2 separate regions of the Homo sapiens genome follow, and region 2 is linked to region 1. The links are chromatin loops, found by intact Hi-C in ENCODE. Cell type or tissue: ovary. All regions are shown on one strand. Links, peaks and the distances in the headings refer to the core of each region. The heading gives the core; the rest is flanking DNA.

Evidence for each region. Peaks named below come from ENCODE experiments on the same cell type or tissue, not always from the same donor. Only the 100,000 strongest peaks of a DNase experiment are listed, where the experiment ranks them.
Region 2: it touches region 1 in a loop (2.0-fold over the local background); 54 of 110 quality-filtered maps call a loop at or near these places.

Annotation. Positions count from the first base shown.
Region 1 is chr19:8,417,612-8,432,602 of GRCh38, forward strand. It overlaps MARCHF2 (membrane associated ring-CH-type finger 2), which reads left to right. Exons shown (of 5, transcript NM_001005415.2): 2 at 4,178-4,405; 3 at 8,998-9,193; 4 at 13,047-13,256. The coding sequence starts at 4,230. Among named protein-coding and RNA genes, the nearest start is that of MARCHF2, 12 kb to the left of the region's middle. RefSeq lists enhancers at 593-737, 6,423-7,286 and a cis regulatory region at 656-673. In ovary, for the core only: no CTCF peak of the experiment used is centred there; a DNase peak (open chromatin) is centred at 6,540; H3K27ac peaks cover 1,655 bases.
Region 2 is chr19:8,486,381-8,501,371 of GRCh38, forward strand. PRAM1 (PML-RARA regulated adaptor molecule 1) reads right to left here. Exons shown (of 10, transcript NM_032152.5): 2 at 11,996-13,400; 3 at 11,843-11,909; 4 at 11,384-11,460; 5 at 4,720-4,777; 6 at 4,507-4,615; 7 at 4,214-4,376; 8 at 4,096-4,129; 9 at 3,958-3,992; 10 at 3,676-3,846. The coding sequence ends at 3,809. HNRNPM (heterogeneous nuclear ribonucleoprotein M) reads left to right here. Exons shown (of 16, transcript NM_005968.5): 14 at 1-25; 15 at 644-695; 16 at 2,311-2,734. The coding sequence ends at 2,474. Among named protein-coding and RNA genes, the nearest start is that of PRAM1, 8.8 kb to the right of the region's middle. RefSeq lists enhancers at 800-889, 1,180-1,229, 12,129-12,815. In ovary, for the core only: no CTCF peak of the experiment used is centred there; a DNase peak (open chromatin) is centred at 8,010.

The sequences.
Region 1 (14,991 bases), core at 2,894-10,893:
GCTTCTAGTAGAGATGGGGTTTTGCCATGTTGGCCAGGCTGGTCTCGAACTCCTGACTTCAGGTGATCCGCCCGCCTCGGCCTCCCAAAGTGCTGGGATTACAGGCATGAGCCACTACGCCCGGCCAATACCCTGTCTTTTTTTTTTTTTTTTTTTTTTTTTTTTTTTGAGAAAGAATTTCACTCTTGTTGCCCAGGCTGGAGTGCAATGGTGCGATCTCGGCTCACTGCAACCTCTGCCTCCCAGGTTCAAGTGATTCTCCTGTCTCAGCCTCCCGAGTAGCTGGGATTACAGGCATGCGCCAACATGCCTGGCTAATTTTTTTGTATTTTTAGTAGACACGGGGTTTCTCCATGTGGTCAGGCTCGTCTTGAACTCCTGACCTCAGGTGATCTGCCCACCTCGGCCTCCCAAAGTGCTGGGATTACATGCATGAGTCACCACGCCCGGCCAAGACCCTGTCTTAAAAAAAAAGAAATGTAAAGACCTAGCCTCAGAAGGGCTGGGCTGGAGGAAAGGACTCGCCTCTGCCTGCCTTCCCGTAAAGAGCCCAGCCGCTTCCCCTTTGGCCTCTGAGCTTAAGGTTCTGGTTGCAGGGACTTGGGAGGGAGAGCAGCAGGCACCCTGTGTCAGGCCCGGCCACTGCCCTGTGGGTGTTATCTCAGGCCTGCAGTCTTCCTCTTGGGTCCCTGCCTTTGGGCAATACTTGCTTATCTGGCCTGCAGAGGCCTGACTATGATGCTCAGAAGAACATGTGAGGCCAGGAAGGCTGCTGGCTGAGCTGTTTAGAGGGCATTTATCCAGCAGTGAACCGTCCTAGCGCAAGAGTTAGTAATTGCTCCCCTGTTCCTTCACCTCCCCACTTTGGAGCTCAGATTTGTTTTTTTGTTTGTTTGTTTGCTTGCTTTCTTTTGTTCTGTTTTAGAGACTGGAGACTGGGTCTTGCTCTGTTACCCAGGCTGGAGTGCAGTGGTGTGATCATAGCTCACTACAGCCTTGAACTCCTGGGCTCAAGAGGTTGAGGCTCCCTCCTCAGCCTCCCAAGTAGCTGGGACTACAGGCTTTCAGCACCATGCCTGGCTAATTCAAAAAAACCTTCAGAGAGATAGGGTCTCTCTATGTTGCCCTAGCTCGTCTCAAACTCCTGGCCTCAAGTGATCCTCCTGCTTGGACCTCCCAAAGCGCTGGGATTACAGGTATGAACAACTTCCCCTGGCCCAGGGCTCGGATTTTGATTGGCAGTTTACAAGCTGACTTGGGGTGGGGGTGGGAATACTTCGCTGAGTACTTGATTGCCTCTCTTGCTTGGACTTTCTGAACACTTTAGGGGCTGCAGGGGCTCTGGACATTGTAGCTCTTGGGGGTTGGACAAGCTGGGAACAGAGATCCTTGGCTCCAGGGCACCTGTATTGGCTTCAAGGAGGTCTCCAGAAAGGGCCCTTGTTTCTTCAATGAAATTCTCTGCCGGGCCGGGTGCAGTGGCTCACACCTGTAATCCCAGCACTTTGGGAGTCCGAGGCAGATGGATCACCTGAGGTCAGGAGTTTGAGACCATCCTGGCCAACATGGTGAAACCCCATCTCTACTAAAAATACAAAAATTAGCCGGGCGTGGTGGCTCATGCCTGTAATCCCAGCACTCTGGGAGGCCAAGGCAGGAGGATCACAAGGTCAAGAGATCAAAACTATCCTGGCCAAAATGGTGAAACCCCATCTCTACTAAAAATACAAAAATTAGCTGGGCATGGTGGCGCATGCCTGTAGTCTCAGCTACTCAGCAGGCTGAGGTAGGAGAATCATTTGAGCCCGGGAGGCGGAGGTTGCAGTGAGCCAAGATCGCGCCATTGCACTCCAGCCTGGGCAACAGAGCCGGACTCCATCTCAAAAAATAAATAAATAAAATACAATAAAAATAAAAATAATTGGCCGGGCGCGGTGGCTCACACCTGTAATCCCAGCACTTTGGGAGGCCGAGGCGGGCGGATCACGAGGTCAGGAGATCGAGACCATCCTAGCTAACACGGTGAAACCCCGTCTCTACTAAAAATAGAAAAAATTAGCCGGGCGTGGTGGCGGGCGCCTGTAGACCCAGCTACTCGGGAGGCTGAGGCAGGAGAATGGCGTGAACCCGGGAGGCAGAGCTTGCAGTGAGCTGAGATCAGGCCACTGCACTCCAGCCTGGGCGAAAGAGCAAGACTCCGTCTCAAAAAAAAAATAAATAAATAAATAAATAAAAATAAAAAATAAAAATAAAAATAAAAATAATTGCCGGGCGCAGTGGCTCACACCTGTAATCCTAGCACTTTGGGAGGCTGAGGCAGGTGGATCACAAGGTCAGGAGATGGAGATCATCCTGGCTAACATGGTGAAACCCCGTCTGTACTAAAAATTCAAAAAATTAGCCGGGTGTGTTGGCGGGCGCCTGTAGTCCCAGCTACTCAGGAGGCTGAGGTAGGAGAATGGTGTGAACCCAGGAGGTGGAGCTTGCAGTGAGCTGAGATCGCGCCACTGCACTCCAGCCTGGGCGACAGAGTGAGACTCCGTCTCAAAAAATAAATAAATAAATAAATAAATAAATAAATAAATAATTAGCTGAGTGTGGTGGTGGGCCCCTGTAATCCCAGCTACTTGGGAGGCTGAGGCAGGAGAATCGCTTGAACCCGTAAGGTGGAGGTTGCAGTGAGCCGAGATCATGCCATTGCACTCCAGCCTGGGCGACAAGAGTGAAACTCCATCTTAAAAAAAAAATAAATAAATATAAATAAAAATACAAAAACTAGCCAGGCATGGTGGTGCATGCCTGTAGTCCCAGCTACTTGGGGGGCTGAGGCAGGAGAATCGCTTGAACCCAGGAGGTGGAGGTTGCAGTGAGCTGAGATCGTGCCACTGCGCTCCAGCCTGGGCAACACAGCGAAACTCTGTCTCAAAAAAAAAAAAAAAAAAAAGAACTGGTTCTGATACCTTATCTGGAAAGGTGATATTAGTTGAAAGGTGGTCCTGGCCCTGGAGGCTTTGAGGGTAAGAGGAGGCCTAGCTTTTCTTGTCTTCTCTTTTTTAGAGACAGGTTCTCACTCTGTGGCATAGGCAGGAGTGCTGTGGGCACCGTCATAGCTCACTGCAGCCTCAAACTCCTGGGCTCAAGTCATCCTCCCACCTCAGCCTCACAAGTGGCTGGGACTATAGGCTTGTGCTACCATGCCTGGCTAATATTTTTGGTTTTCTTTAGTAGAGCCAGGGTTTCACCATGTTGCCCAGGCTGGTCTCAAACTCCTGAGCTGAGGCAATCGGAGGCAGGCGGATTGTCTTGAATCCAAAGTGCTGGGATTACAGGTGTGAGCCACTGCTCCTGGCCTAATTTTCTCATTTTTTATAAAGATAGAGTCTTGATGTGTTGCCTAGGCTGGTCTCAAACTCCTGGGGCTCAAACAATCCTCCTACCTTGGCTTTCAAAGCACCGGGACTATAGACATGAGCCACCACACCTGGCCAGGCCTAGCTTTCCTGTTTTTTTTGGGTTTTTTTTTTTTTTTGAGACAGAGTCTTGCTCTGTCGCCCAGGCTGGAGTGCAGTGGCGTGATCTCGGCTCACTGTAACTTCCCCCTCCTGGGTTCAAGCGATTGTCCCGCCTCAGCCTCCCAAGTAGCTGGGACTACAGGCGCGTGCCACCAAGCCTGGCTAATTTTTTGTATTTTTAGTAGAGATGGGGTTTCACTGTGTTAGCCAGAATGGGAAACCTAGCTTTTCTTTTTTTTTTACTTTTTTCTTTCTTTTCTTTTTTTTTTTTTTTTTTGTATTTTTAGTAGAGACAGTGTTTCACCATGTTGGCCAGGATGGTCTTGATCTCTTGACCTCGTGATCCACCCGCCTCAGCCTCCCAAAGTGCTGGGATTACAGGCGTCAGCCACCGCGCCTGGCCAGGGAAGCATAGCTTTTCTTAGGAGAGTGAGAAATAATACAACCCAAGCTCCTGCTGTATACCAGCCTTGTGCTGAGTTACATGCATCGTCTCCTTGAATCCTCACTGGCCCTACAGAGGCCCATTTTACAGATGGTGCAAACTGAGGCTCAGAGATGTAAATGGTCTAGTGGTCCCTACAGCCTTGACAAGAGGGGACTCAAACCTTAGTCCGTCAGGCTCATTAACCTTGCCCCTAACCTCCGCACTGGCCTGTTCCCAGGCTCCTGGAACCATGGGCCTCAGGCCCTGAGGATACGGGGCTCCCGGTGGCCATGACGACGGGTGACTGCTGCCACCTCCCCGGCTCCCTGTGTGACTGCTCCGGCAGCCCTGCCTTCTCCAAGGTCGTGGAGGCTACGGGCCTCGGACCGCCCCAGTATGTGGCACAGGTGACTTCAAGGGATGGCCGGCTCCTCTCCACCGTCATCCGTGCCTTGGACACACCGAGGTGAGTGGTGACTGCGTGGATATCCTGGCCTTTGTTGCCTCTTCTCTCTGGGCGCAGTGAGTTTCTCCCAGCCTGGGGTTAGAAGTCCAACCGTTGACAGAGGGCCAAGTGGGTAAATAGAGAAAGAGACACAAACAGTTATCGCCTTGTGGAAACAGAGGCCTAGCTTTGGCCGGGTCTGATTCTTTAGGAAAAGCTGAAATTCCAGATTATTATGTGAAATCTGAAGGTCAAATGTTGTCAAGTAACACACTTTTGGGAGGCAGTATAGGGGGCGGTCAGGAGTGCAGGCTGTGGGCTCAGTGCCTCGGCCCTGACCCTGAGTGGACACCTCTCTCTCTCCCAGAGTGACCTGGGACAAATTACTTCACCACTGTATCTCTCTTTTTTTTTTGAAACAGAGTCTCATTTTGTTGCCCAGGCTGGAGTGCAGTGGCGCAGTCTCAGCTCACTGAAACCTCCGCCTCCCAGGTTCAAGTGATTTTCCTGCCTTAGCCACCCGAGTAGCTGGGATTACAGGCACCCGTCACCACACCTGGCTAGTTTTTGTACTTCTAGCAGAGACGGGGTTTCGCCATGTTGGCCAGGCTGGTCTCAAACTCCTGACCTCAGGTGATCTGCCCGTCTCGGCCTCCCAAACTGCTGGGATTATAAGTGTGAGCCACCGTGCCCAGCCTCTTTTTAAATTTTTTTTTTTTTTTTTTTTTTTAGAGAGTCTTGCTTTGTCACTCAGGCTGGAGTACAGTGGCGTGATCTCGGCTCACTGCAACCTCCGCCTCCCGGATTCAAGCGATTCTCCTGCCTCAGCCTCCTGAGTACCTGGTTCTACAGGCACGCGCCACCACACCCAGCTAATTTTTGTATTTTTGGTAGAGATGGGGTTTCACCATGTTGGCCAGGCTGATCTTGATCTCTTGACCTCATAATCCACCTACCTCAGCCTCCCAAAGTGCTGGGATTACAGGCGTGAGCCACCGCGCCTGGCCGTGCTCAACAAATATTAAGGCTTTTTTTTTCCTCTCTTCTCTGAATTTGTTTTTTTGTTTTGTTTTGTTGTTTTGGAGACAGAGTCTCACTTTGTCACCCATGCTGGAGTGCAGTGGCATGATCTCAGCTCACTGCAACCTCTGCCTCCTGGGTTCAAGCGATTCTCCTGCCTCAGCCTCCCAAGTAGCTAGGATTACAGCCCCCCCGCCCCGACCATGCCCGACTAATTTTTGTATTTTTTTAGTAGAGACGGGGTTTCACCATGTTAGTCAGGCTGGTCTCCTGACCTCAGATGACCCACCCACCTCGGCCTCCCAAAGTGTTGGGATTACAGGCATGAACCACTGTGCCTGGCCTCTTCTCTGAATTTGCTCTCCCAAACTTTTTCACAGTTTCCCAGAACAAGCTCCAAACTGACATGATTCTTCCTCAAGATTCTCGTCACTTCTGTTTCCCTGGGTTGGTTTCCGGACAAAGGGTTCCTTTTTTGTTAACTTTGTTTGTGTGTGTACTTGGGGGAGGGTGGGATCGGGGTATGGGTTCAGAAAGGAGGCAGGCAGGCATGCCCTTTTGCCATTGCAGGAGGAAATAGCAGTCCAGGGACAGGACTGTTGAGAAAGCAGCCATGAGCAGCCTGTTGGGCTCTTTTTAAAGCCGCCCAACTCCACCCCGCAGCATGAGAATCTGAGAAAAGGATAGAAAACAGTCATTTCCAGGCAGGCGTGGTCGCTCATGCCTGTAGTCCCAGCACTTTGGAAGTCCAAGGCTGAAGGATCGCTTGAGCCCAGAAGCTCAAGACCAGCCTGGTCAACATAGTGAGACCCCCCTCTCTAGAAAAAGTTAAAAAATATTAGCTGTGTGGCGTGGTGCCACCTGTAGTCCCAGCTACTCGGGAGACTGAGGCAGGAGGATCGCTCGAGCTAGGGAGTCCGAGGCTGCAGTGAGCTGTGATTGCACCACTGCACTCCAGCCTGGGTGACTCAAAAAAAAAAAAAAAAAAGAAAGAAAAAAAAATACAGTCTCTCTGAGAGGAAATTGGCGTTGTCTGGAAAATAGCTCTTCTTTGTGTGACCTCACAGTCTGCCTTCTGGCCAGAAATGTTTGGGAAACAGTGACTCATGGCTGTTTGGCCTCTGGGCCACGCCCCCTGCCTCCTGAGCTGCCCTGGGAAGGACCCGGCATCCCCAGAGACTGGGCCAGGGCTGGAGACTTTTCCGAGGCAGCTTTCTGCAGATGCTTTTTATTTCTATTTCCCCCTCACAAGGGCAGAGGAGCAGGTGAGCACTTCTCTCTGGATGCACAGGTTTCTCAGGTAGCACGGGCTTCAGGTGTGATTAGATCCAGGGGCCCGCAAAGATGTCCTTAAGAATCTACCTTTCCCAGGCCTTGCGCAGTGGCTCACGCCTGTAATCCCAGCACTTTGGGAGGCCGAGGCGGGTGGATCACGAGGTCAGGAGATCGAGACCATCCTGGCTAACACGGTGAAACCCCGTCTCTACAAAAAATACAAAAAATTAGCCGGGCGTGGTGGCCGGCGCCTGTAGTCCTAGCTACTCTGGAGGCTGAGGCAGGAGAATGGCATGAACCTGGGAGGTCGAGCTTGCAGTGAGCCGAGATCGCGCCACTGCACTCCAGCCTGGGTGACAGAGCAACACTGTCTCAAAAAAAAGAAAAAAAAAAATCTACCTTTCCCTGTCTCTTGGCTCTGCTCTCCTCTGTGCTGGCATCATTCACAGGCTCCACACAGACTAGGCAGCTGCAGGAGCTCCAGGCTTCTGTCAGCCTTGTGGCCGACAGTTCTGGAGTTTACGGGGAAACAAAGAATTTTAGGAATAGATTATCGGTGACTCTGATGGTATCATACAAGCCTGAGTTGGTTGCATGAGCAGGGGTGCGTGCTGTTCTATTTTCTTTTTCTTTTTTTCAAATGGTCTCACTCTGTTGTCCAAGCTGGAGTATAGTGGTACAATTATGGGTCATTGGAGCTTTGAACTCCTGGGCACATGTGATCCTCCTGCCTCAGCCTCCCAAGTAGCTGGGACCACAACATGTACCACCACGCCAAGATAAGTCTTTAAAAAAAATTTTGGGACCGGGCGTGGTGGCTCACGCCTGTAATCCCAGCACTTTGGGAGGCTGAGGCGGGCAGATCACGAGGTCAGGAGATTGAGACCATCCTGGCTAACACGGTGAAACCCCGTCTCTACTAAAATACAGAAAAAAAAAAAATTAGCTGGGCATGGTGGCATGTGCCTGTAGTCTCAGCTACTCGGGAGGCTGAGGCTACTCGGGAGGCTGAGGCAGGATAATCGCTTGAACCTGGGAGGTGGAGGTTGCAGTGAGCTGATATCACACCACTGCACTCCAGCCTGATGACAGAGCGAGACTCCATCTCAAAAAAAAAAAAAGAAAATTTTTTTTTTATAGAGATGAGATCTCACTAGGTTGCCCACACTGGCCTTGAACTCCTCGGCTCAAGTGATCCTCCCGCTTCAGCCTTCCAAAGTGCTAGAATTACAAGCATGAGCTACTGCTCCCGGCCTGGTGTTCTGACTGGTCCAGTATGAGGCCTGAGGTCATGAGGAGTGTTGTCTGCTCTGCCCTAGTCCTTGAGGATTTTTTTTTTTTTTTGAGACGGAGCCTCACTCTGTCACCCAGGCTGGAGTGCAGTGGTGTAATCTCGGCTCACTGTAACCTCTGCCTTCCAGGCTGAAGTGATACTCCTGCCTCAGCCTCCCCAGTAGCTGGGATTACAGGCACCTACCACCACGCCCAGCTAATTTTTGTATTTTTAGTAGAGACGGGGTTTCACCATGTTGGCCAGGCTGGTCTTGAAATCCTGACCTCATGATCCTCCTGCCTTGGCCTCCCAAAGTACTGGGATTACAGGAATGAGCCACCTCACCCAGCTGGTCTTTGAGGATTAAGAGTCGAGGATTGGGGGCCGGGTGCGGTGGCTCACGCCTGTAATCCCAGCACTTTGGGAGCCTGAGGCAGGCGGATCACAATATCAGGAGATCGAGACCATCCTGGCTAACACGGTGAAACCCCGTCTCTACTAAAAATACAAAAACACAATTAGCCGGGCGTGGTGGCAGGTGCCTGTAGTTCCAGCTACTCGGGAGGCTGAGGTGGGAGAATGGCGTGAACCCGGGAGGCGGAGCTTGCAGTGAGCCGAGATCGCACCACTGCACTCCAGCCTGGGTGACAGAGCGAGACTCTGTCTCAAAAAAAAAAAAAAAAAAAAAAAGAGTTGAGGGTGGGGAAGTTGTGCAGGACAATCAGGGTGGGTATTTTAGGGAAATTTGGAGAGGACATGGGGGCGGGTATAACAGATGCCCATCTTGGGTCTGAGAGGGTGCTGCAGGGTCCCTGGGAAGGGAACACATCACTCCACCTGTGGGAGTCTGGGAAGGCTTCGCAAGGTTACCTTCCCTGCATCTCCTTCCCAAAGGGAAGGACATTTAGAGCTGGGCATTGAAGGATGAGTAGGAGTTCACTAAGTGGCAGCATGGGGTAAGGGTGAGCTTGTGATCCAGTGGGTAGTGAAGCAGGTATAGACAGAAAGCCCAATCATTGCTCATGGGTCCTATCTCTGTGTCCAGTGATGGTCCTTTCTGCCGGATCTGCCATGAGGGAGCGAACGGGGAGTGCTTGCTGTCCCCGTGTGGCTGCACCGGCACGCTGGGTGCCGTGCATAAGAGCTGTCTGGAGAAGTGGCTTTCCTCATCTAACACCAGCTACTGCGAGCTGTGCCACACGGAGTTTGCAGTGGAGAAACGGCCTCGACCCCTCACAGAGGTACCCTTAAGAGTCTGAGACTGCGGTGGGCAGTGGGGAGAGGGCAGACATGGGGGCCAAAGGCAGGAGCTGCCCCGGGCAATCTGGTGGTCCTCCTAGGGCAGAACTCCCTACCGCCCCTGTCCACCAGGTGGGTCTGCTGATGGTGTGTCAGAAACCAGGCCTAGGGTTTAAGAGCTCCCAGACCCATTAACCTCTCCCTGTTTTCATTCAGTCTTTCTTCTTCTTCTTTCTTCTTCTTCCTTCTCCTTCTTCTTTTTTTTGAGACAGAGTCTAACTCTTGTCCAGGCTGGAGTGCAGTGGTGCGATCTCGGCTCACTGCAACTTCTGCCTCCCAGGTTCAAGCGATTCTTCTGCTTCAGCCTCCCAAGTAGCTGGGATGACAGGCGTGCGCCACCATGCCCAGCTAATTTTCTGTATTTTTAGTAGAGATGCGGTTTCACCATGTTGGCCAGGCTGGTCTCGAACTCCTGACCTCAAGTGATCTGCCCACCTCAGCCTCCCAAAGTGCTGGGATTACAGGCATGAGCCACCGCTCCCAGCCTGTGTCTTTCATTAGCAGAGATTTCCTGGGCACCTCCAGCATGCCCAGCACTCTGTTAGGCACTGGGGACCCAGCCACCAACAAGACACGTAGGGCTGGGCACTCATGGAGATTAAAGTCCAGTAACTTTAATCTGGACTTCAAAGCATCGCTTCTGATATGAGGTTACAGAAAAAAAAAAAAAAAATCAACGAAGCAACTGGTTTCTGGGAGCAATAGTGCAGTAAGGGAAAAACATGTCACAGGGGGTGGGGCAACTTGGGGTGTCAGGCAAGGCCTCAAAAGGAGGTGAACCCCCCAGCTGAGGCCTGAGAGATGAAAAGGAACAAGCTGCCGGGCGCGGTGGCTCATGCCTGTAATCCCAGCACTTCGGGAGGCCGAGGCGGGCAGATCACTTGAGGTCAGGAGTTCGAGACCAGCCTGGCCAACATGGTGAAACCCCGTCTCTACTAAAAATACAAAAAATACAAAAAAAAAAAAAAAAAGTCCAGACACGGTGGCTCACGCCTGTAATCCTAGCACTTTGGGAGGCCAAGATGCATGGATCACCTGAGGTCAGGAGTTAAAGACCAGCCTGGCCAACATGGGAAAACCCTGTCTCTACTAGCTATACAAAATTAGCCAGGTGTGGGCTGGGCACGGTGGCTCATGCCTGTAATCCCAGCACTTGGGGAGGCCGAGGCGGGCGGATCACGAGGTCAGGAGATCAAGACCTTCCTGGCTAACATGGTGAAACCCCATCTCTACTAAAAATACAAAAAATTAGCCGGGCGTGGTTGCAGGTGCCTATAGTCCCAGCTACTCGGGAGGCTGAGGCAGGAGAATGGCCTGAATCCAGGAGGCGGAGCTTGCAGTGAGCTGAGATCAGGCCACTGCACTCCAGCCTGGGCGACAGAGTGAGACTCCATCTCAAAAAAAAAAATTAGCCAGGTATGGTGGTGGGTGCCTATAATCCCATCCACTAGGGAGGCTGAGGCAGGAGACTGGCTTGAACCCTAGGGAGGCTGAGGCAGGAGAATTGCTTGAACCCTAGGGAGGCTGAGGCAGGAGAATTGCTTGAACCCGGGAGGCGGAGGTTGCAGTGAGCTGAGACTAAGCCACTGCACTCCAGCCTGGGTGACAAAGCAAAACTCTGTCTCAAACGATGAGGAAAAAGCTAGGTGTGGTGGCGCATGCCTGTAATCCCAGCTACTTGGGAGGCTGAGGCAGGAGAATCACTTAAAGCTGGGAGGCGGAGTTTGCAGTGAGTTGAGATAGCGCCACTGCACTCCAGCCTGGGCAACAGATTGAGACTCTATCTCAAAAAAAAAAAAAAAAAAAAAAAAAAAAAAAAAACCAAGGCTGGACGTGGTGGCTCACAATCCCAGCACTTTGGGAGGCAGAGGTGGGTGGATCACCTGAGTTCAGGAGTTCGAGACCAGCCTGGCCAATGTGGTAAAACACCGTCTCTACTAAAAATACAAAAATTAGCTGGGCATGGTGGCGGGGGCCTGTAATCCCAGCTTGAACCCGGAAGGCGGAGGTTGCAGTGAGCCAAGATTGCACCACAGCACTCCAGCCTGGGCAACAAGAGCGAAACTCCGTCTCAAAAAACAAAAAACAAAAACCCTAGAAAAGCCCCTGGCCCACCTAGGAGCCAGAGTGTAGGGAGAAAAGTGGGAGGGAGGTCCAGCCCCTTCACACACCCTCCCACACCCACTTTGGTCTCCGTGCTACAGCCACACAGCCCCCTCCCCACACATCTTGTCTAGGCCGCCTCCCCCTATCCCAGGGCCTTTGCATCTGCCGCCCCTGCAGCCTAGAGCCCCATCTCCCCCATTCTTCACGTGGTTCCTTCTGTTCATTCCGTTCTCTTCAATGTCACCTCCTTGGCAAGGCCTTGCCCCATGTGACCGTTCACCCATTTCATACCTCCACTGCCAGCATGGGAGGGCAGGGGCCCTTTCTGTCTCATCCACCAGAATTTCATGAATTAAGCCCATTTCTTGGCTGGGTGTGGTAGCTCATGCCTGTAATCCCAGCACTTTGGGAAGCCAAGGTGGGAAGATCACTTGAGGCCAGGAGTTCAAGACCAGCCTGGGCAACACAGCAAGACCCTGTCTCTACAAAAAAATCAAAGAAATGAAAGAACTTATTATTATTATTATTATTATTATTATTATTATTATTATTTTGAGACAGAGTCTTACTCTGTCACCCAGGCTGGAGTGCAGTGGCACGATCTTGGCTTACTGCAACCTCCACCTCCTGGGTTCAAGCAATTCTCCTGCCTCAGCCTCCTGAGTAGCTGGGATTATAGGTGCGTGCTACCACGCCCAGCTAATTTTGTATTTTTAGTAGAGGCAGGGTTTCTCCATGTTAGCCAGGCTGGTCTTGACCTCCTGGCCTCAAGTGATCCACCCACTTTGGCCTGCCAAAGTGCTAGGATTACAGACGTGAACCACCACACCAGGGCTTTTTTTTTTTTTTTTTTTTTTTAGCCCATTTCTTTTGGCCTGTCATCTGGGGAAGGCCAAGCGTAGTAGATTAGTAGCCAAAGACGCTTCGGCCCTGGAGCAAGACTTCCCAGGTTGGAACCCCAGCTTTGTGGACTATGTAGCTGTGTGAGTTTGCTCACTTGAGTTAATTCCTCTGTGCCTCAGTTTCCCCATCTGTAAAATGGGGGTAAATGTGCCCAGCACCTGGCAGGGCCTGGCTCCTCATGGGCTCAATAAATGTTTGAAAGAAGGAAAGGGCCAGGCGTGGTGGCTCACACCTGTAATCCCAGAACTTTGGAAGGCCGAGGTGGGCAGATCACTTAAGGTCACAAGTTCGAGACCAGCCTGACAAACATGGTGAAACCCCATCTCTACTAAAAATACAAAATTAGCAGGGCATGGTGGCGCTTGCCTATAATCCCAGCTACTCGGGAGGCTGAGGTGGGAGAATCGCTTGAACCTGGGATGTTGAGGTTGCAGTGAGCCGAGATCGTGCCACGGCACTCCAGCCTGGCTGACAGAGCGAGACTCTGTCTCAAAAAATATATATACATACAAAATTAGCCGTGCATGGTGGCGCTTGCCTGTAATCCCAGCTACTCCGGTGGCTGAGACAGGAGAATTGCTTAAACCCAGAAGGTCGAGGTTGCAGTGAGCCGAGATCACACCATTGCACTCCATCCTGGGCAACAGAGTGAGAATCTGTCTCAAAAAAAAAAAAAAGAAAGAAGGAAAGGACAGAGGGAGGCCTAGGCCTGGAGGTCCTTACCCCTCCCCCTCAGTAGCCCCTTCTCTGCCCCCTCTCCTCTGCCCCCTATCCTCTCCCCTGCAGTGGCTGAAGGACCCGGGGCCGCGGACGGAGAAGCGGACACTGTGCTGCGACATGGTGTGTTTCCTGTTCATCACACCGCTGGCCGCCATCTCAGGCTGGTTGTGCCTGCGCGGGGCCCAGGACCACCTCCGGCTCCACAGCCAGCTGGAGGCCGTGGGTCTCATTGCCCTCACCATCGCCCTCTTCACCATCTATGTCCTCTGGACGCTGGTGAGTGGCTGTGGTTGTGCAGCACGCGTCTCGAGCTCTGCCGCTGGGAGCAGCAGGGCCAAGGATTTGGCCCCTGGCTTGTGGGGCACGGGGCTCCCTGGCTGCCTCTGTCTATGGCCGTGGGTGGAAGAGAGCTTCTGAGGTCACCCTGCCTCTCCAGGAGCTTGAGATTCCAAATGTGACAAAGGTCTAGGGAATCCCTGAGCCAGGTGTGAACCTTGACCTGAGTGCAGGAACCCCCATCCATGAACCCCCAAGATTAGGAGTGGGGCAGAGAGGAGCAAAAGCCTGAGAGAGAGATCGGGGGAGAACAAGATAGTGGGGAAATATATATTGATTAAGAAATTGAGGCTGGGCATGGTGGCTCACGCCTGTAATCCCAGCACTTTGGGAGGCCAAGGTGGGTGGATCACCTGAGGTAGGGAGTTCAAGACCAGCCTAACCAGCATGAAGAAACCCCATCTCTACTAAAAATACAAATTAACCAGGTGTGGTGGCACATGCTTCTAATCCCAGCTACTTGGGAGGCTGAGGCAGGAGAATTGCTTGAACTCGGGAGGCGGAGGTTGCAGTAAGCCTAGATCATGCCATTGCACTCTAGCCTGTGTAAAAAGAGCGAAACTCGATCTCAAAAAAAAAAAAAAAAAAAAAAGGAAAAAAGAAAAAAGAAAGAAATTGAAAGGGAAAACCCAGGCACAGTGGCTTACTCCTTTAATCCCAGCACTTTGGGAGGCCAAGGCAGGTGGATCATCTGAGCCCAGGAGTTCAAGACCAGCCTGGCCAACATGGTGAAACCTTGTCTCTACTAAAAATACAAAAATTTAGCTGTGCGTGGTGGTGGGTGCCTGTAATCCCAGCTACTCGGGAGGCTGAGGCAGGAGAATCACGTGAACCCGGGAGGCAGAGGTTGCAGAGAGCCGATATTGCGCCACTGCACTCCAGCCTGGGCGACAAGAGCAAAACTCTGTCTCAATAAAAATAAAAACAAAAATAAATTGAAAGAGGAAAGCCAGGTGCGGTGGCTCATGCCTGTAATCCCCATACTTTGGGAGGCTGAGGCAGGCGGATTCCTTGAGGTCAGGAGTTTGAGACCAGCCTGGCCAACATGGTGAAACCCCATCTCTACTAAAAATACAAAAAATTAACCTGGTGTGGTGGCATGTGCCTGTCATCCCAGCTACTAGGGAAGTTGAGGCAGGAGCATCGCTTAAACCCAGAAGCCAGAGGTTGCAATGAGCTGAGATCCTGCTACTGTACTCCAGCCTGGGCGACAGAGTGAGATTCTGTCTTTAAAAAAAGAAAAAGAAAGAAAGAAAAGAAAAGAAAAATTGAAGGGGAAGAGAGAGAGGAACTGAGATGAAAACACTGAGTGAGGCCAGGCCCAGTGGTTGTAACATCTGCAGTCCTAGCACACTGGGAGGCTGAGGCAGGAAGATTGCTTGAAGCAAGAAGGTTCAAGACCAGGACGGGGCAACAAAGCCAGATGCCCATCTCTATAAAAAATTTAAAAATTAGTGGTGGTGTGCACTTACACTCTCAGCTACTCTGGAGGCCAAGGTGGGAAGATCTCTTGAGGTTAGGAGTTTTAGACTAGCAGGGCAACTTAGGGAGACCCCATCTCTACAAAAGGAAAATAATTAGCTGGGCATGTTGGCTCACACCTGTAATCCCAATATTTTAGGAGGCCGAGGTGGGAAAATCCCTTGAGGCCAGGAGTTCAAGACCAGCCTGGGCA
Region 2 (14,991 bases), core at 3,487-11,486, 69 kb after region 1:
GGCCTGCCAGATATTTGTGAGAAATGTAAGTGGCTCTTGGGGAACTTCTTGGTGGTGGTGAGCATGAGGGGACAGGGGAGGCAAAGATCAGCAGGATGAAGTCAGAGGTGGCGCCCTTCAAAGGGGACCACACCTCCTTGCCACTGTCCCAAACGTTTTATGCTAGTGGGACAAGTAAGGAATGTGAGAACTGTGGGTTCTGGAAGAGCCTGGGCTTCTCCACTGTGCTAGAATATGGAGCAGACGCTGAGCTCAGAGACTCCAGTTTCTGATTGGTTGGCTTGAAGAGGCACTATGTGTTGCACGATGGTCCAGGGAAAGAAGTGGCTGTAACGGAATTATTTTCCCCAGCTCAGCCACCCTTAGCCACTATTTAGTGACTGTGGGCTGCGCACCGCAGGCCTGAGTGTCCCATCCTGCACGGTGCTCCCACAGGCAGAGCCCCAGGGAGGGAGCTGGCTGTGCCGCTTCACAGCCTTGTCCCACATGTATCTATTAGTTTCCTGCTGATCGCCTCAGTCTGAAGGGCAGCCAGCTTCTCGGTATAGTGAGAAATCTAGCATGGCCCTCAGAGCCAGCTGCAAGGCATGCCTTAGGATTTGGTTTAATCACGCATCAGTCTCCCTTTTCTTCTCCCCTTCAGCTGCCATTCGATTTCACATGGAAGATGCTAAAGGACAAATTCAACGAGTGCGGTAAGTGTTGGGAACGGCTTTGTAGGTGCTTCCCTCGTGCTTGTTGGTGACGCAGCCGAGTCAGCAGCAAAACCTCCCTCCCAGCCCCCTCCGTCGGCTCAGGACCCATGGCCTTGCCATGTTCTGCCCACGCCAATGCTCAGGCAGGTTGTTGAGTGTCCTGTGATGTGTCACATGTTTTTCAGCTGTGTTCTCATTTCATCCTTACTTCCTTTTTTCTTTTTGAGTCTTTGAAACAAGGTAGTAGTGTCCCCATTTCACAGATGAGTCAGGCAGAGTCTTCCTTCTGAGGTTACCTGGCTTCTAGGTGGCAAGGCTAAATAAATACATCCCAGACGAGGTCGCTTTCCCCTCAGCACAGCTGGTGTGGGGCCTCGGAGAGAACACAGCCCAGCAGGTGCCATGGGGAGGCGGTGCAGGCTCTGGGCACACAGCAGCTCCTGTGAGGGTGAGGCTAAGGTCTTGTGGTTTCCTGGCACATCGGGCAACTCTTCTGGAGGGCTCTGTCTGTGGCTGAAAGCAAGTTGTCTTCCTTCCCTGCCCTCCAGGGTGAGCCCCCACCCCGCATGCACCACCTCTGTTCTTTTTAGCTAGAGGGGCCTGAGCTAGAGGTCTGGGCAGCTGCTTCCGCACTGTCCTCCCGCTTCCTGTTTCAGCAGTGGCTCCGATTTCACCACCATTGCTGCTTCTCCATGGTTCTTGGGGCAAGCCGTTGAGTCATGATCTGCCTCTTTGCTCCATTCTTCACCTCTTTCCCCACTCCTGAGTTCCCATGTTGTAGCTAGATATTCTGAAAAGGCCAGTGGGATCACAGCGCCCCCAGCCCCCACTTTTGCAATGCCTGGAGCGGCCCTGTGCCTTCAAGAGGAAGTCCAGACTCACAAGCCCCTTGAAGACCTGGTCCTATCCTCCTCCATCTCCCTCCTGTCCCAGAACCTGAGCGGCAAGTGCTGCACGTGTCCCGCAATGCTCTCGTGTGAGCCAATTACTGGCAAGTCTTCTTTCTGGTGAATTTCTGTGTAAGCTCACTCAGAACTTGCCCCTGAGGACCCCTCCACCCTACCTGCCCTGGGCCCTCTCTTAGGCACTGAGTTCCCACCTCTGGCATTGTGGCCCTACCACCTTTGGTACTCCTGGAGTAGAGCCTTTGCCCTCTAGGGCTCTGTCCACGGCGTTGACACATATCTGGATGCTTAACGGGTGCTCAAATGAATAAGTGAAACCTGCTGGCTTTCATTTGGACAGTACAGACGTGTCCATTGGATTGCGGATGGCTTTGTAACCAGGGGCGGTGGCATATCAAAAATGAAGACTTTGTAAAATGTATGGGAACTTTCTGCCTATAAAGCTGGCTTTACACTGCGCCTTCTTTTTTGAACTTCCTGAAGCGTAAAGGCGTGCATTGAATCCGCCAGGAAGGCTTTTCATGGGGCAGGGGCAGGCTCTGTTAGCAGAAGAATGGCAGTGTGGCTGAGGGGGCCGTAGTCATTGGTTCTCGCCATTGTATTCTGAGCCTTTGTGCTCTAGGCTTCAGGGCCTCTCCTTTTTGACTCTGTCCACCAAAATCTAACAAAATCGGGACTGAGTGTCGTCTCTTCTTCCCTCCCTGTCCTAGGCCACGTGCTGTACGCCGACATCAAGATGGAGAATGGGAAGTCCAAGGGGTGTGGCGTGGTTAAGTTCGAGTCGCCAGAGGTGGCCGAGAGAGCCTGCCGGATGATGAATGGCATGAAGCTGAGTGGCCGAGAGATTGACGTTCGAATTGATAGAAACGCTTAAGCAGTTGCCTTTTTTAAACATCGATACGAGACCTCTGAATTTGTATTTTTTCTTGTTAACCATTTTAATTTGTTGGCTGGATGTATAAAGATGTTTAAAAAATTCAGTTGCTTTTTGGGGTAATTTGAATTACTTTTTTAATGACTGGGGTTCCATTTGACTGTTTGCATTGAGATTGCAATGTGCGCAATTTTTTTTGTAGTTGTGGCATCTTGTTGACATCGAATATGACTTTGATAATAAATACCGGTTCCTGAAAACGGCCTGCTTGTGTGTGCTGTGTGGGCAACCACGCGAGGTGTGGGGAGCTGGGGTCACTCGAGCTTCCAGTCCAAGCAGCAGGGATCTCATCCCCTCTCTTGCTTGTCTGAGGCCCCAGGGGTGGGTGCCTGCCCACAGATGGGGGGAGACTCTTCCCTGGAAACTGCCTTCCTGTGGGCTGTAATCCCCCGGCTTACAATGGAGCGTTTGGCTGTTTAGAGCCTTCTGAGGCCAGGCGCGGTGGTTCATGGCTGTAGTCCCAGCTACTCAGGAGGCTGAGGCAGGAGAATCACTCGAACCCAGGAGGCGGAGGTTGCAGTGAGTGAGATCGCGCCACTGCACTCCAGCCTGGGCAACAGAGCAAGACTCCGTCTCAAAAAAAAAAAAAAAAAAGCCCCCCGAAAGCCATCCTGTCTCCCTGTTGTGAAGTTAACGCCCTGGGGCACAGGCCCTGCCTGAGTCAGGCTTGTTCTCTGGCTTTTTTTTTTTCCTGCTGAAACAGACCAAACTGTGTGCCACCTTCCATGCGTGTTCAGTCCTGCCAGAGGCTCAGGCCAAATCTGATTGATACCTGGGCTCTGTCAGAATTGGGTATAGGCCCCACCCCTTCCCCCAGTGAAGCGCTCTCAGGATCCACTCAGGCCAAGCAGGTGTGCATACCTGGCAAGGAGGCCTGGCTGCTGCTGTTCTGTTGGCTGTGGAGGGGCGCGTCCTGCCCGGCTGCCTGCCTGGTAGCACATGCTGTTCTGATCACCCGGAGCCCCCCTTGCTCACCAGCTTCTTGCCACCCTTTTCTCCCCACTGGCTTTTATCCCTGAGGGGTGAGACCATGGCAGGGTGACCCCAGACACACCCCCTTTTGTGTTTGGTCAGGGGGTTCCCGTGCCTTTGCTCCACTGTGTGCCAATCAGGAGGGAAAGAAAAGACAAGAAGCAGGGACTGCTTTAAACTGGGGCTTTATGTGGCCAGGTACAAGCCCAGGCAGCTCTGTGACTTTCCCGCGCCGGGATCCAGGGCTCCTGGGTGAGCGGGCGCTGGGCTGGCTGGCTGTCCTGGCCCCACGCCTACCGGTCTTACCGTCCCAGGGGGAGTGGTTGGTTTTCCAGGGGATCTGCCGAGGAAGCGTGACTTCCATGGACCCCTCTCCCCAGAAGCCCAATAGTGAGCAGCGCCCCCGGGGAATCGCCAGGGTCCCTCCAGCCCTCCCAGAGTGTCCACGTACCGCAGAAGTCGACATCATCGTACACCTCCGTCTCCCTGGCAGAGCACAGTTGGGTCAGCAAGGGGCACCGTGGCCCATTCCCCCCACCCTGCACCACACACCCCGCACTCCCCCACCACGGTCAGGGCTGGCACTCACAGGGGCAGGAGCGCTGTTCTGGGCACGTAGCCATCTGTGGAGAGAGTGGGCATGGTGGGTTCTGAGGCCCAGGGTGGCGGCGGGGACCTCCCGGGGCTGCGGGGCCGGGCGCACTCACATTTGCCTTTGGGGTCCCGGCACAGCATCTCCTCATTGCTGGTGAACTCGATCACCTCCAGGATCTCCCCGCGCCGGATCCCGAGGTGCTTGCCACCCCCGCGACGTGTCTTAGCGTTGGGGTCGATCATCATCTTCGTGTGAACCACGATCTCCCCTTCAAACTGGGGCGCGAGATGTTAGGGCCTCTGCTTGTGCTGCCGCCCTTGGGCCCCTGTCTTCTTTCTGAGCCTGGGATCGGTGGGACCCTGGTCTCCGCCCTGCCAGGACTCCTGCTTAGCTCAGAGGCCTCACCTTGAACTTCTTCCGGAACTCCCTCTCGGCCTTCTCTGCCTTCCTCAGCTGCTTCAGCAACTTTGGGTCCATGGGTGGCAACTGCTGTGGCTGGGGATCCTTCTCCTTCCTGATAGCCCCCACCAAGGAATTGTGTGCTCGTGAGCAAGTTGTGCTCCTCTGGGGGTTCCTGGAGCTCGCCCCCCGTCTGCCCACCCCCTCTGCCCATGGCACCTGAGCGCTGGGTCTTGTGGTGGCCTCCTGGCGGCTTGCTGAACTGAGGGCGCTTCATCTGGGGACAGTCAGGACTCCGAGTCAAGGCAGGGCCCGCCGGCTCAGCCTTTACCCTGGTAGCTGTTTTTTGTTTGTTTTTGTGTTTTTGTTTTGAGACGAAGTCTTGCTCTGTCACCCAGGCTGGAGTGCAATGGCACAATCTCGGCTCACTGCAACCTTCGCCTCCTGGGTTCAAGCGATTCTCCTACCTCAGGCTCCCGAGTAGCTGGGATTACAGGTGTCCATCACCACACCTGGCTGATTTTTGTATTTTTAACACAGACAGGTTTCACCATGTGGGCCAGGCTGGTCTTGAACTCCTGACCTCAGGCAATCCACTCGCCTCGGCCTCCTAAAGTGCTGGGATTACAGGCGTGAGCCACTGCGCCTGGCAGGTGGCTGGATCTTGAGTAAGGCCTCCCTGTGTCAGTTCTGAGGACTCCCCAAATCCCACCAGGTCCCCTCCCAAACCTCTCCCTGCCCACCTTCTTCCGCAAGCCTTTCTCAGGGGTCATGGGTTCTTCTGGATTGCCTTCCATTCCCTTAACTCCTGCCACGTGCTCAGCATGGTGGGAACTGCTGGGCCACGCCCCTCATGGCAGCCCTCTCAGCAACCTTGTTCATGCCAGTAGACGCCACTGTCATGCCCAACTTGTCCACAAGGAAATAAAGGCTCAGAGAGGTCAAGCAAACTGCCCAAGGTCACCCAGCTGGTAAATGGTAAAGGCAGGATTTATCTGTAGGCTTCGAGGCCATTTCACTTCTGCCTCCTAGAGCAAGTTGGGTCTAGGGTTCTTTTTTATTTTTTGAGACGGAGTTTTGCTCTTGTTGCCCAGGCTAGAGTGTGCAATGGCGCGATCTCAGCTCACTGCAACCTCCACCTCCTGGGTTCAAGCGATTCTCCTCCCTCAACCTCCCAAGTAGGTGGGATTACAGGCACATGCCACCACACCCGGCTAATTTTTTTTTTTATTTTTAGTAGAGACGGGTTTCACCATGTTGGCCAGGCTGGTCTCAAACTCCTGACCTCAGGTGATCCACCCGCCTCGGCCTCCCAAAGTGCTGGGATTATAGGCGTGAGCCACCGTGCCTAGCCGTTTTTTTTTTTGTTTCTTTTGTTTTTGTTTTTGTTTTTGAGACGGAGTTTCATTCTTGTTGCCCAGGCTGGAGTGCAATGGCATGATCTCAGCTCACTGCAACCTCTGCCTCCTGGGTTCAAGCGATTCTCCTGCCTCAGCATCCTGAGTAGCTGGGATTATAAGCACCCACTGCCACACCCAGCTGATTTTTGTATTTTTAGTACAGATGAGGTTTCGTCATGTTGGCCAGGCTGGTCTCTAACTCCTGACCTCAGGTGATGCCCCTGCCTCAGCCTCCCAAAGTGCTGGGATTACAGGCCTGAGCCACTGCACCCGGTAGGTTCTGGGGTTCTACTGTAATGAGATTTGGGTGAAAAACTAAGGCAGAAGGGAGGATGAGGAGAGGCTGGCCCATGGGTACAAAGTTACAGTTAGGAAGAAGAAATTGGGTGTTCCATTGCACAGGAGGGCAATGATAGTTGACAGTAAAATATCATGGCCAGGCATGGTGGCTCATGCCTGTCATCCCAGCACTTTGGGAGGCCAAGTCGGGCAGATCACTTGAGGTCAGGAGTTTGACAGCAGCCTGGCCAACATGGTGAAACCCTGTCTCTACTAAAAATACAAAAATTAGACGGGTGTGGTGGTGGGCGCCCATAATGCCAGCTACTCAGGAGGCTGAGGCAGGAGAATCGCCGGAACCTGGGAGCTGGAGGTTGCAGTGAGTCAAGATGGCGCCGCTGCACTCCAGCCTGGGCGACAGACCAGGACCCTGTCTCAAAATAGTAAATAAAAATAATTTTTAAAAGATGCTGCTAGGGTAAGCGTCCTGGACTGGTGACTGATGATGAGACTCTGGACTGAGGGGTCTCCCATGGTGCCAGTCTCCCTGTGCCACTTCCTGGCAAATGACCAGGCTCCCAAGTCAGAGCCCTGCTGGCCAAGGAATTGGCTTCAGGTGGGAGCCCCAGGAACCCTGGTGAGTGAAAGATCCAGAACCCAGAGCCCCAGCATGTCCTTTCCGAATGGCTCAAAGTATCCCGCCGGACATTTCAGGCCTGTAGTCCCTCCAAGCAGCCCAAGGAGCAGCACCTGAATCGTGCCCGCCAGATACCAGGCATGGCCATCCACAGTCTCACCTGGAACACACAGCCCCTCCAGCTGCTCCTGCCTCTCAGAGGCTTCCCTGGCCGTGAGCAGTCACTCCACCAGGAGCGAACCTGACCTTGGCACTCCAGGGTCCCTGCAAACCCGCCACATTAGAGCACCTCTTGGCACCGCCATGCAGGCAGCCCTGGTTCATCCACAGCTGACCCAGAGCAGGCCTCTGCCCGCCTTCCCCGCATGGCCAGCTCAGATCCCTGGGAAAGGCTGGGCTCTCCCCACCTGCAGAGGAGCCCCCTGCCTTCCAGGAACCTCTGCAGTGGAGCTGCCACTGCTCCAAGTAAGGCAGACAGTGGGAAAGGGGAGTCCAGAGTCCTGGCCCCAAGAGACCTAAGCTGCCTTTGAGAAGCTGCACCCACAGTGAGAAGCCCACGCCACTCCTGAGAAGCGGGAGATCCAGGGAAGTGGGACCTTTTTTTTTTTCTTTTTTTCTTGAGACAGGGTCTCGTTCTGTTGCCCAGGCTGGAGTGCAGAGGTGCAATCTCGGCTCATTGCAGCCTCCATCTCCTGGATTCAAGCGATCCTCCCACCTCAGCCTCCCCAGAAGCTGGGACTACAGGTGTGCAACACCATGTCCAACTAATTTTTGTATTTTTAGTAGAGACGGGGTTTCACCATGTTGGCCAGGCTGGTCTCGAACTCCCAACCTCAACTGATCCGCCTGCCTCCACCTCCCAAAGAACTGGGATTTTAGGCATGAGCCACCGCGCCCGGCCCCTTTTTTCTTTTTTCCTATCAGAACCTCAAATGACTGGCAAGGAAGGGGGAGAAGGTTATTTGGTGACAGGAACAATGGGCCAAGGGTGGGGACTGTATGAAGTTTGAGGAGAGGCAGATGCTCCTAGCCTCGGAAGAGGTGGGGGATTCCAGCAGGGCTTCTGGGAGTGGTTGGAGGCAGGCTGTCACTAGCCCAGGCGCTCAGCAGCCCCACTCCTGGCCATCCGCATCCCCAACGGTGGCCCCCAGACCCAAGCCACAGAGCCTCCCCTAGAGCGGAAGCAGAAGGGGCCCCACCAGGAAGCTGTGTGCTCACAGGGAGGTGTTGCAAGAAGCTCAGGGAGAAAGCCCAGGAGAAGCAGAGGGGGCCTCTCTGCCCCAGGCCCTCTGAGGCTGTCAGCGAGAGCAGGAGCACCTTAGAAGCTCAAGCTCTGGCCCCCGCTGAAAGCCCTGCCACAGATCCAGCTCGTGGACCAGCTGTGCAAGCCAGGGCAAGCCCCATCCCAGAGCCTCAACCTTGCGTACCTATTTTTTTTTCTTTTTTTTTTTTTGAGATGGAGTCTCACTCTGTCACCCAGGCTGGAGTGCAATGGCAGGATCTCAGCTTACTGCAACCCCTGCCTCCCAGGTTCAAGCGATTCTCCTGCCTCAGCCTCCCAAGTAGCTGGGATTACAGGCGCCTGCTACCACACCCAGCTAATTTTTTGTATTTTTAGTAGAGACAGGTTTTCACTATGTTGGCCAGGCTGGTCTTGAACTCTTGACATCAGGCAATCCACCCGCCTTGGCCTCCCAAAGTGCTGGGATTACAGGCGTGAGCCACTGCGCCTGGCCTTTTTTTTTTTTTTCAACTGAGACAGACACAGAGTCTCACTCTGTCACCCAGGCTGGAGTGCAGCGGCGCGATGTCAGCTCACTGCAACCTCCACCTCCCGGGTTCAAGGAATTCTCCCACCTCAGCCTTCCGAATAGCTGGGATGACAGGTGCATGCCACCATGCCCGACTCATTTTTTTTTTTGAGATTGAGTCTCACTCTGTCGCCCAAGCTGGAGTCCAATGGCGTGATCTTGGCTCACTGCAACCCTTCCTTCCCAGGTTCACGCGATTCTCCTGCCTCAGCTTCTCTAGTAGCTGGGACTACAGGCACGCACCACCACACCTGGCGAATTTTTGTATTTTTAGTAGAGATGGGGTTTCTCCATGTTGTTCAGGCTGGTCTCGAACTCCTGACCTCAGGTGATCCACCCGCCTCGGCCTCCCAAAGTGCTGGGATTACAGGCGTGAGCCACCACGCCCGGCCCCAGCTAGTTTTTTTATTTTTAGTAGAGATGGGTTTTTGCCATGCGGGCCAGGCTGGTCTGGAACTCCTGACCTCAAGTGATCCGCCCACCGGACCTCCCAAACTGCTGGGATGACAGGTGTGAGCTGCCACGCCGGGCCAGCCTTGTGCATCTGTAAAATGGGGGTGCATTGCCTTACTGCCCTGTGGGGATTTGGGAGTGGAGGGTACGGATTTAGGGACAGGCAGGCAAGGTGCTTGCCTGGAAGCTGCTTGTGTTTTCATGAAGGCATTAACTTTGGAGTGGAGGGTACGGATTTAAGGACGGATTTAAGGACAGATTTAGGGACATGCAGGGAGTGGAGCGTACAGATTTAGGGACAGGCAGGCAAGGTGCTTCCCTGGAAGCTGCTTGTGTTTTCATGAAGGCATTAACTTTGGAGTGGAGGGTACGGATTTAAGGACAGATTTAGGGACATGCAGGGAGTGGAGGGTACAGATTTAGGGACAGGCAGGCAAGGTGCTTGCCTGGAAGCTGCTTGTGTTTTCATGAAGGCATTAACTGTGGAGCTGGGCAGGAGGTGCGGGCCTGCTCCCTATTCACCCAGCACAAACTTCTAAGAAACCTTTGGCAGCCTCCCTCCCCTGCCACTGCCACACCTGCCTGCAGGCCACACCTCCCCCTGAGTTTCAGGCCCAAGTTCTGCCTGGACATCCCCTCAGCTACCTTGAACACAACAGGTCTAAGTAAATCAGGCTGGGCGTGGTGGCTCACGCCTGAAATCTCAGCACTTTGGTAGGCTGAGGTGGGCGGATCACGAGGTCAGGAGTTCAAGGCCAGCCTGGCCAATGTAGTGAAACCCCAGCTCTACTAAAAATACAAAAATTAACTAGGCATGGTGGTGGGCGCCTGTAATCCCAGCTACTTGGGAGGCTGAGGCAGGAGAATCGCTTGAATCCAAGAGGCAGAGGTTGCAGTGAGCTGAGATGGCACCACTACACTCCAGCCTGGGCGATAACAGAGCGAGACTGTGTCTCCAAAAAAATAAAAAATAAAAATATAAGGCCGGGCGCGGTGGCTCATGACTGTAATCCCAGCACTTGTGGAGGCTAAGGTGGGTGGATCGTTTGAGGTCAGGAGCTTGAGACCAGCCTAGCCAACATGGTGAAACCCCATATCTACTAAAAATACAAAAAGTAGCTGGGCTTGGTGGCACGTGCCTGTAATCCCAGCTACTCCAGAGGGTGGGACAGGAGAATCGCTTGAACACGGAAGGCAGAGGTTGCAGTTAGCCAAGATCACGGCACTGCACTCCAGTCTGGGCAACAGAGCGAGCCTCCATCTCAAACAAAAAAACGAATACATAAATAAATAAGGGTCAGGCGTGGTGGCTCACGCCTGTAATCCCAGCACTTTGGGAGGCCAAGGCAGGTGGATCACGAGGTCAGGAGATCGAGACCACGGTGAAACCCCATCTCTACTAAAAATACAAAAAAATTAGCTGGGCGCGGTGGTGGGTGCCTGTAGTCCCAGCTACTGGGGAGGCTGAGGCAGGAGAATGGCATGAACCCGGGAGGCGGAGCTTGCAGTGAGCTGAGATTGCTCCACTGCACTACAGCCTGGGTGACAGAGCGAGACTCCATCTCAAAAAATAAATAAATAAATGAATGGATGGATGGATGGATGGATGAATGAATGGAACCTAACATCTTGTCGTCAACCCAGGGGCGGCTCTGTCATGCCCTTGGGTGCTAGGCTTGAAACTTCCCTGCTTTATATACCACCAAATCCTGCTTTTTTTTTTTTTTTTTTTGAGACAGGGTGTTTGCTGCCCAGGCTGGAGTACAGTGGTGGAGTCACAGCCTCACTGCAGTCTGCAGTCTCGACCTCCTGGACTCAAGCAATCCTCTTGTCTCAGCATCCCAAATAGCTGGGACTACAGATGCTTGTCACACCTGGCTGATTTTTAAGTTTTTTTGTAGAGATGAGGTCTCGCTCTGTGGCCCAGACTGGTCTGGAATCTTGGGCTTACGGGATCCTCCTGTCTTGGCCTCACAAAGCCCTGGGATTGGCTCAAACGATCCTCCTGCCTCGGGCTCCCAAAGCTCTGGGATTACAGGCATGAGCCACTGCACCCGGCCTGATGCCTGCTTTTGATTACTGAATTCACCCACTGCTCCCACATCTCCTGCTGCCAACCTGGGCCACACCTCTGCCTACAACAGCCTTCTCACTGGTCCTTCGCCTCTGGGCTCCCCTTATGTAGTTCCACCCAGCAGGAGCCAGCAGGTCCTAAAATGTTACTTGCTCTTACACCAGGAGCATGGCAGAAAATGGCCTTGCCCCGAATGTTTTGCAGGGACTCGGGCAGGCCACCAACAAACCTCTGCCCTTGGGGCTGGGGCTGGAGTCATCTCTGGGTTCCACATCGTCATACAGCTCGTAGATCTCATCTGGGACCCTGCGGGGATACCTGAGATGAGGCCTCTTCTTTTTTTTTTTTTTTTTTTTTTTTTGAGACGGAGTTTTTCTCTGTTGCCCAGGCTGGAGTGGTGCAGGGGCATGATCTCGGGCTCACTGCAGCCTCCACCTCCCGGGTTCAAGCGATTCTCCTGCCTCAGCCTCCCAAGTAGCTGGGATTACAGGTGCCCCCCACCACACCGGGCTAATTTTTGTATTTTTAGTAGACGGGGTTTCACCACGTTGGCCAGGCTGTTGTCGAACTCCTGACTTCAGGAGATCCGCCCACTTCAGCCTCCCGAAGTTCTGGGAGCTCCAGGCCGAGATGAGGCCTCTTTGAGCCCCACAATCCGCACCCACCTCCGCTTCCTCCCCACACTCACTGCGGGATGTCTTCAGGCTGTCGGTCCTGGAAGTGGAGCCCAGCGGCCGAGCGGGTCCTCCGTAGATCTGTGGGGTAGAGAGTAGGGCAGGGAAGCCGGCACTGCCTGGGACCTCAGCCCCCGCTCCTGCCGGTGCCGCCCGCCCTCACCCACCTATGGATGCTGCAGAGGGTCTCCGAAAGCTCTGCATATCCACGGGCCCCGGGGGCAGCGGGGGCTTGGCTGGAGGGTGTCCCAGGCTGCTGGCAGGGGGCAGAGGCCTCCGCCGGGGTGGATGGCTGGGTCTGAGGCCTGGCCTGGCCCCTCCACTGTGAACCAGGCCTCCTGACCTCCAGCGGGGTGTCCCAGCCGCTCCAAACCCAGGGCTGAGCGGGTGCCGGGAGCTGAAGCCGGCCACGGCCGCAGGCAGTGAGCTCTCGGAAGCGGAGCTGGGGAGTGGAGGCTTTCGAGGGAGATCACCGAAGAACTCAGGCTGCGGGTGTCTCTTGAGGACAGCGCTGGGCTCAGGCTGTGAGAACTTGCGGGGTGGCCCCCGGCGCTCCGGCTGCAGCAGCTTCCTGGGGAGTGAGTTGAACTCGGGCTCTGAGGAGGTCCTGGGGAGGCCGCCCAGCTCGGGCTGCGGGGGCTTCTTGGAGAGCGCTTTGAATTCGGCCGGCCGCGGCCTCTTGGGAAGCACGCTGACTTCGGGCTCTGAGGAGGTCCTGGTGAGGTCCCCAAGCTCAGGCTGCGGAGGCTTCTTGGGAAAGTCACTCAGCGGAGGCTGGGAGGCCTTTTTGGGAAAGGCGCTGGAGTCGCGCTTCGGCTCGCTGGACTGAGGCTTCCAGAGGGGAGTCTGAGCGGCCTCGCTGAACTCAGGCTGCGGCACGGACTTCTTAGGGAGGCCACCGACCTGAGGCTGCGGAGGCTTTTTGGGGTACACGTTGAACTCAGGCTGCGCAGGCTTCTTGGGAAAGGTACTCAACTCAGGCTGCGGGGACCTCGGGGTAGCCTCACCGGCCTCGGGTTGCCAGAGCTTCCTGGGGAATGCGCCGGATTTGGGTTCGGAGGGGGGTCTGGCGGGGTGACTGAGTTCGTCGGGCTGCAGGGGTTTCCGGGCCGGCGCACCAGGCTCCGGCAGCGAGGCCTTCAAAGGGGCCTCACCGACCTCAGGCTGCAGGGGCTTCCTTGGAAACGGAGTGGCCCCCAGCTGTGGGAACTTCTTGGAGAGGTCACTCAACTCCAGTTTGGACGGCTTCTTGGGGAGGTCAGTGACCTCAGGCGGCGGGGGCTTCTTGGGGAGGTCAGTGACCTCAGGCGGCGGGGGCTTCTTGGGGAGGTCAGTGACCTCAGGCGGCGGGGGCTTCTTGGGGAGGTCAGTGACCTCAGGCGGCGGGGGCTTCAAGGACACTGCACCAAACTCAGGCAGCGGGGCCTTCTTGGGGTGCTCGCTTAGCTCAGGCTGGGAGAACTTCTTCAGTTTACCAAACTCAGGCTTCGGAGGTTTTTTGGGCAGGTCGCTGGGCTCCGGCTGAGAGGCCTGGAACTTTGCTTTGATGCTCCGGAAGTCCTGATGGCTCTCCTAGGAGACGCAGAGCCAATGAGGCAGGGGCTCAAACACACAGAAGGGGCATGGAAGGATGGGCCTGGGGACCCTCAGGCACAGCCCACAACCACCACCCCTGCGCCCAGGCCCGGTCAGCCCTCAGCTCTTTCCCAGGAGCCCCCATGGATCCTAGGATCCTGGGACCGACACCCCTCCCTACTTCTCCATTTAGTGCTGATTCCACACCCAACCTCCTCTAGCAGCACTGGAGATCCCGACATCCCTCCTGCAGCCTCCAGTCCCACTGCCCTCCCCCCATGGGTGGTACCCCACCCCCCCAGCATCCTTGACCCCCTCATTCTTTCACCCCTCCCACTGCATGTCTCCAGTCTCGTTCCATTGCCCAGGCTGGAGAGCAGTGGTGCAATCATAGCTCACTGCAGCTTGCAACTCCTGGGCTCCAATGATTCCCCCGACCTCGGCCTCCCCAGTAGCTGGGATTACAGGCTTGAGCCGCCGCGCCCAGGCCCCCAGTCCCTTCTGTGCTAATTTCAAAACACATCCGGAATCCAACCACTTCTCACTGCCTTCACCACTGTCACCCCAGGAGGTAGTGGGAGGCAGTGTCTGCCCTCCCCCAACCAATTGCCTGGATTACTCTAACAAGCCCTTCCCTGGGCCTCTGCCTACCCCCTTCCCTGGTCAGTTCCCCCCATGGCAGCTGGAGGGAGAAGCCTGTTGAACCCTGAGTCTGTTTGTGTCCCTCTGCTCAAAACTCGGCAATGCTTCCTCATGTCCCCACAGTTCAAGCTAAATGCCTCATAAAAGCCTGGGCGAACCAGCCTCCCTACCCAGCCACCTTCTCCTCCCTGCACCCTGAACACTTCCCTCCGACCTCGGGGCCTCTGCCCTGTCCCTGACCCAGGACATGTCTCTGCACCACCTGGGTCTCTCCTTTTCCTCCTCCCAGCCTCTGTTCTCATATTTTCTTATTAGAGAGGCCATCCAAGGCCACCCTATTTGTTTATTTTTATTTTTTGAGATGGAGTCTTGCTCTGTCACCCAGACTGGAGTGCAATGGCGCGATCTCGGCTCACTGCAATCTCCACTTCCCAGGTTCAAATGATTCTCGTGCCTCAGCCGCCCAAGTAGCTGGGATTACAGGCACTCGCCACCACACCTGGCTAATTTTTGTATTTTAACTAGAGACAGGGTTTCACCACGTTGGCCAGGCTGGTCTCAAACTCACGACCTCAGGTGATCCACCCTCCACCCGCCTCAGCCTCCCAAAGTGCTGGGATTACAGGTGTGAGCCACCGTGCCCAACCTAGACCACCCTATTTTTCTTTCTTTCTTTTTTTTTTTTTTTTTTGAGACGGAGTCTCACTCTGTCACCCAGGTTGGAATGCAGTGGTGGAATCTCGCCATACTGCAACCTCCGCCTCCTGGGTTCAAGCGATTCTCAGCCTCCTGAGTAGCTGGGATCACAGGTGTCTGCCACGACGCCTGGCTAATTTTTTTTGTATTTTTAATGGAAACAGGGTTTTACCATGTTGGCCAGGCTGGTCTCGAACTCCTGACCTCAAGTGATCCACCCACCTCGGCCTCCCAAAGTGCATGAGCCATC